2 separate regions of the Homo sapiens genome follow, and region 2 is linked to region 1. A link is a contact called in ENCODE Hi-C or POLR2A ChIA-PET data. All regions are on one chromosome and are shown on one strand. The core of a region is the stretch at or near the end of the contact, and the rest is flanking DNA. Distances in the headings are between cores, read along the strand shown. Region 1 overlaps TNIP3 (TNFAIP3 interacting protein 3). Region 2 holds the start of ANXA5 (annexin A5).

Region 1 (2,700 bases), core at 61-2,560:
TTCTTTGTCTTAAGGAGTTCAATTTAACCCCAGGTGCATCAAATTAAAGTTATGTATGTAACACAACTTTATAGTAAGTCCTCCCCAAGTACGAATGAATGTATGTTGAGTAAACATCCCCAAAAGATCCCATTAAGATGTAAACATGAAAGAATGCTCAATACAGCTGTGGTCTCACCATTTGCCTTGTGTTGTACATCTGGCGGAAGCTGGTCAAGAGCATACCACTGATAGTCTGGCTGTGTGGAACAATACAACATTATTATAGCAATATGGACTTCAAATATAGTGGCATGTCAAAAATACAATTAGGCTATGTGGCTTTTATTAAGCAGGCAACACAAAAGTAATTTCTATCCAAACCTATTGCCAACCTCACTCATCCTGCTTACCCCCCATCACTGCCATCATCTCTCCCTACCCCCTCTTAAATCCACTCTGTGTTTGGCCAGAATTTCTACCACTTTGAGGTTGTGACATATTTTCTTTCTTTTTTTGAAACAGATGTGTTTTGAATATCTGCAGAAGTATAAACACTTGTAAAACTTACTACAGCCCATCAATAAAACAAAGCAACTTAGCATCAACAAATACTCTTTTTGAGACCCTCACACTAGAGGCAATGAGAAGGCCAGGAAAAAAAGTTTAATACAAGTTTTCTAATGGTTTAAGGAAGAAATTTAAGCTATTAAATGGGGATTTGGCATTGACAGAAGTTCAGGATGGTGAAGCAGGGCAAATCTTTCCCTTTTTGCTGTTGTGAAGAACCGATCCAGCAGAACCTATCCTCTAAATTGCTCATATAGTTTAGTCTACAGAGACAAGATTTTTCTCTTGGGATTTTCTCCTAGGTTTACACCAGTTAAGAACAGCTAGATATTGAATGTCGAACAAATTGCATTGAATAAATAGTAAACCCATAGGCCTGAATCATCAAGATATCTCCAAGGCCAGCACCTCTGTATTTAACGCTTAGGAATGGAGCAATCTCAGCTTTACCTGCCCACAAAGCAGGTCTGTCTTTCTGCTCTGAATGCTCACCCCTGCCTCCTACTTCTCCACAAGACACAGAGAATATAGATTTTTTTGTTGTTCTGTAATTCAATTATCTCCTAAAAATAACTTGAGGAAAATTTTTCTAACATGAGCCAACAGAGAGCATTTACAAGGCTGCCAGACCACTGAAAGTAGCCCAGAAAGTTCAATTACTCAATAAGACACTGAGAAATGCTGCTTTTAGTGCAGTTTGACCCCACTGTACCCCTACTCTAGACACCTAGGCCCTTGGCTCCTCTGGCTTATGAAAAAGCTAGAAGAGGAAATGAGATCACCTCTGTTTTTTATCTTCTCGTTTATTTTTAGATGTCTCAAATAACACATAGGATAAGTGACGTGAGCCTCAGTTTTATATTCCAGGAGAGTTGCCAAGAGAAGGTAAATATCCTGTAATGTTACCAACACTATAGCATGTGACTTAATTCAGCCTTCGATATAGACAAGAAACATGAAATATTATTTTTAAATTAACTTTGAGGATTTGGTTGTAAACTCTACTGTTATGCTGAGATTTTTTTCATCTGACTACTGCTTGAAAATGTAGGCCATTCTGGCCAGGCGCAGTGGCTCATGCCTGTAATCTCAGCACTTTGGGAGGCCAAGGTGGGCGGATCATGAGGTCAGGAGTTTGAGACCAGCCTGGGCAATATGGTGAAACCCCATCTCCGCTAAAATTACAAAAATTAGCCACGTGTGGTGGTGTGTGCCTGTAGTCCCAGCCAGTCGGGAGGCTGAGGCAGGAGAATTGCCTGAACCCAGGAGGTACAGGTTGCAGTGAGCCAAGATCGCACCACTGCACTACAGCCTGGATGACAGAGCGAGATGCCTTCTCAAAAAAAAAGAAAAAAGAAAAAAAGAAAGAAAATGTAGGCCATTCTACATGGCTTGGAGTCCTTTTTCAAATATAGGCCTTTATTTGGTGACAATTTTATGTGACCTGGACTGCCTTGCCTTTTTTAATTGACATGGACTGTTTGATGAGCTATAGTAGGTGAATTCCTTCCTTCTTTCCATAAAGAAATATTTGACTGAAACAATAATTTGTACTCCTAGGTAAATGTGAATGACTGATTGGTTTTATAGTTAACCTTTCATAAGAATATTTCTCCAATCCCCCAACCTGTAGAAGCCAACTCCTATAGGTTAATTCACTCCTACAGTAAATTTCTCTTTATGTTTCTCACAATCTGAGTTGACTTCTACATTCTTGAAAAAAAAATTTAATGTTATTGGTAAAGACTGAAAAGTAAGCAAACAGGTAAAGAAAAAAAAGGAAAAGGGGGAGGGAGAGCAGACAGAACTAGCAACCCGCAATAACATGAAAAGACTCAATTCTTAGCGGTGTGCTGTGTCATACCAGGGTCAAATAAGAGATGCTCATTAAATCCTCACATTCCTTCAGCCACCCAAAGAGTCATTATCTCCTCCCTTGGGAAAAGGGTTTTGAGTCACACTCGAACAAAAGTATGAGAACTTTCAGGAAGCCAAGAGAATCATGTTCTCTGTAAGCATTCTGGTAGGAAAATCCCAGTTAAAAATCTTAGATTTTTTCATCATGAGAAACACAATTAATCAAACCTAAAGGGTAGCGGGATTTGTCTGGGTAAATCCAAAATGCAGAAAATGCATATTTTTTTCCTGGAT
Region 2 (2,700 bases), core at 165-2,664, 560 kb after region 1:
GTCAATATTTAAAGACCTTAAACTATCTTCTCTTTCCTACATTTTTGATAAACATTAATAACAGTAAAGAAACCAGGCGCAGTGGGATTACAGTCCTGAGGCCGAGGCGGGAGGATCACTTGAGGCAAGGAGTTTGAGACCAGCCTGGCCAACATGGTGAAACCCCGCCTCTACTAAAAATACAAAATTAGCTGGGCATGGTGGGGCGCCTGTAATCCCAGCTACTTGGAAAGCTGAGACACGAGAATTGCTTGAACCCGGGAGGCAGAGGTTGTAGTGAGCGAGATCACTACGTCACTGGACTCCAGCCTGGGCGACAGAGTGAGACTCCGTCTCAAAAAAAAAGGAAAAAAAAAAAACAGTAAAGAAAGCCTGTAGTAGATTATCAATTTCTGAAACAGTCCCAAGGCAAATTCAATTGAGAACTCGTTCCACGAGTTCATTGCTTAAGAAAAACAGCGCTTGTGTTTAATCTTTTGGATTAAAAAAAAAATCAGAGCCTACGTCCTACAGTTTTAGTAAAACTGGGCTGAGCAACTGGAAAAAGCCAATGCTCAATCACAGTATTAAAATACAGAAAACTTTGCGGAAAAAAAATAAAGGAAGTCGGGGGGCGGGGTGGGGGGGGAATGCGTTCGCCTCACATGACCACGATGAGCTGTTCTTGCTCCGGTTCTAATTTGAGCTACTCTCTGGATTTTGGGGAAGGCCCACTTTTACACATTCACTCATGAAAAGGGAGCGCACACAAATCCGGCCACGTCACCAGCTGTTGCGCGCGAAGGCAGCTTGGCGGCGTCGGTGCTGGTTCCGGAGGGCGCTCAGCGGGAAGAACCGGGACACAGAAACGGGGGCAGGGAAGCAAAGGGGGAACAAGAAAAGTGGAAGCGATGTCCCCAAAGCAGGTTCCCTTTCCTCCTAAACTTTTTGGCTCTCAGACAAATCCTAAAAGTCCCTCGTCGCAGCATACAAAGTTGTGGGTAAATCCAGCGCAGTGGGGGGCGCACGGCCTTACCTGTGCCATGGCGACTACTCAGGTCAGGGGAAGGTGAAGCAGGACTGCAAAAGAGAAGAAACCTCGGGCTTAGCGCGCCATTTGCAACTCGTGCCCTCCCCAAGCGCAGGTCCGCGGGGACCCGGCGGCGCTCAGACAGCCCGGAGGGCCCCGCCACGGGGCCGACCCGCCCTCTCGCAGCTACCGGGACAGCTCTCGGCCGAGCGTCCGCGCGAATCCAGTGCCCCGCGACCACGCTCTCCTCTCCAGAAGGAGCCCCCTCCCCGGGCTGCGACCACTCACCCAGACTGTGGGACCCAAGTGCCCCGAAACCCCGGGAGAGCGGCGGAGAGCCGGGCGACGGTACGCGGGGCGACGCCGAGATGCAGACGCTGAAGGATCCGGCAGCTGCACCTAGACTGATCCAAGCAACGGAAACGCCAGCGGCCCCACCCCGGCCCTGCCCGGCTTGGCCCGTCCCACCCCCGCCAGGGCCCCAACCGCAGGCCGGCCGCGCCAGCCGGGCCCGCCCCTGCCCCGGCCTCAGCGCGCCTGCGTGGGTCGCGGCTCGTCCCAGTTGGTCTCCCGCGGCGCGGACTGTCCCGCTGGTCTCGCGGGCCTGGGTGGGGAGCGGCCGCAGAGCTGCTGGAACCAGGAGGAGGCGCCGCTCCCCCGAGGGCCCCGGAGACCTCTTGTCCTCGCGCCGCGGGAAGGGCCTGGGGAGCTGTCCAGGGCTCGGGGTTTTGGAGGTGCTTGAGCCTCCCTGCCCTCTGTGACCGCAGGAACCGTAGCCTCACTTGGGTGCTCAACATAGTGCGTGGGCGTCTTTTTGGAGGCGAGACAAAATCATCGCAGCTAAGGACAGCGCGCCTTTGTCGATGGGATAGAAAAAACGTGAAAGGAGGGCCGTTTCCCAAGTTGTTTTTGTTTCTGTTTTGTTTTGTTGTTTTGTTGTTGTTTTAATGCCTATTATTGCTTCCTAGATGGCCCTCTCTTAAATGTACAGCCTTCTAGTAGCGTATGTGGGCTATTTGAAAACCTCTGCTTCCAATCAGTTTCTGTTTTCAAAACTAGCCTAGAACTTTAATATGACTTAAATTTGAGCAATGCCTCATATTGGTTCAACATAAAATATATGAGTATATGAGAGAGAGGGGGAGGGAGGGAGAATCTACAGCGTATTGTACTAGCATGGTGCTGTGTTCTGTGAAAGGGCTTTATATGCAAAGCAGCCCCCAAACGCGAAGGAGTCAAGAAACCAAAGAACGAGACAGACAAATCCAGTCTGTAGGTAATAGGGGTGCTATTGGAGGATGTGGTAGACAGAAGCGTGGCCTTGGGCGGCGGCAAGCAGATAAATTTCTGCACTGTTACTCCCCAGACCCTGGCCTTATATACCGTAAGGAAAGAGTATACTGCTCTGTGCAAGACAATTAAAGGCAGCCCTCCGGAACAGGTGAGAATGCCGTATGCTTCATAGCCTACAATGTGGGCAATAGCATCAAGGTTGACATGTTCTTATGCTAAGGACAGTTTAAAAAAAAAATCCTAGGAATCAGGAGGTATTCATGGGACTGGGGTTATTAAAGGTCAACATGGCGGATTAGCATCCGGGATATAATCACTTTTGTCTCCATATGCTGGAAAAGGAAAAGTAGAAGACACAGGGACCTTCTCAGACTTACTGGTGTGGGGAGGGAAGGTGC

What was found. A loop is a pair of places that touch in the nucleus more often than their neighbours do. ChIA-PET counts read pairs that join two places held with the same protein, here RNA polymerase II (POLR2A). Pooled maps may share reads with other maps.
Region 2: a pooled map shows a loop between it and region 1 (2.6-fold over the local background). The contact joins the promoter of ANXA5 here to the enhancer-like site in region 1. A Hi-C loop is called at or near these places in 4 of 50 pooled maps. POLR2A ChIA-PET finds 5 or more read pairs at or near these places in 3 of 52 experiments (WTC11 and activated T-cell).

The regions. Positions count from the first base shown.
Region 1 is chr4:121,138,446-121,141,145 of GRCh38, forward strand. TNIP3 (TNFAIP3 interacting protein 3) reads right to left here. Exons shown (of 11, transcript NM_024873.6): 10 at 179-239. Among named protein-coding and RNA genes, the nearest start is that of TNIP3, 25 kb to the right of the region's middle. Within about 2 kb of position 1,311, at least 3 of the 41 ENCODE cell types and tissues checked have a DNase peak (open chromatin) inside an H3K27ac peak, as active enhancers do.
Region 2 is chr4:121,695,566-121,698,265 of GRCh38, forward strand. ANXA5 (annexin A5) reads right to left here and starts at 1,415. Exons shown (of 13, transcript NM_001154.4): 1 at 1,298-1,415; 2 at 1,016-1,059. The coding sequence starts at 1,024. RefSeq lists a silencer at 1,364-1,783.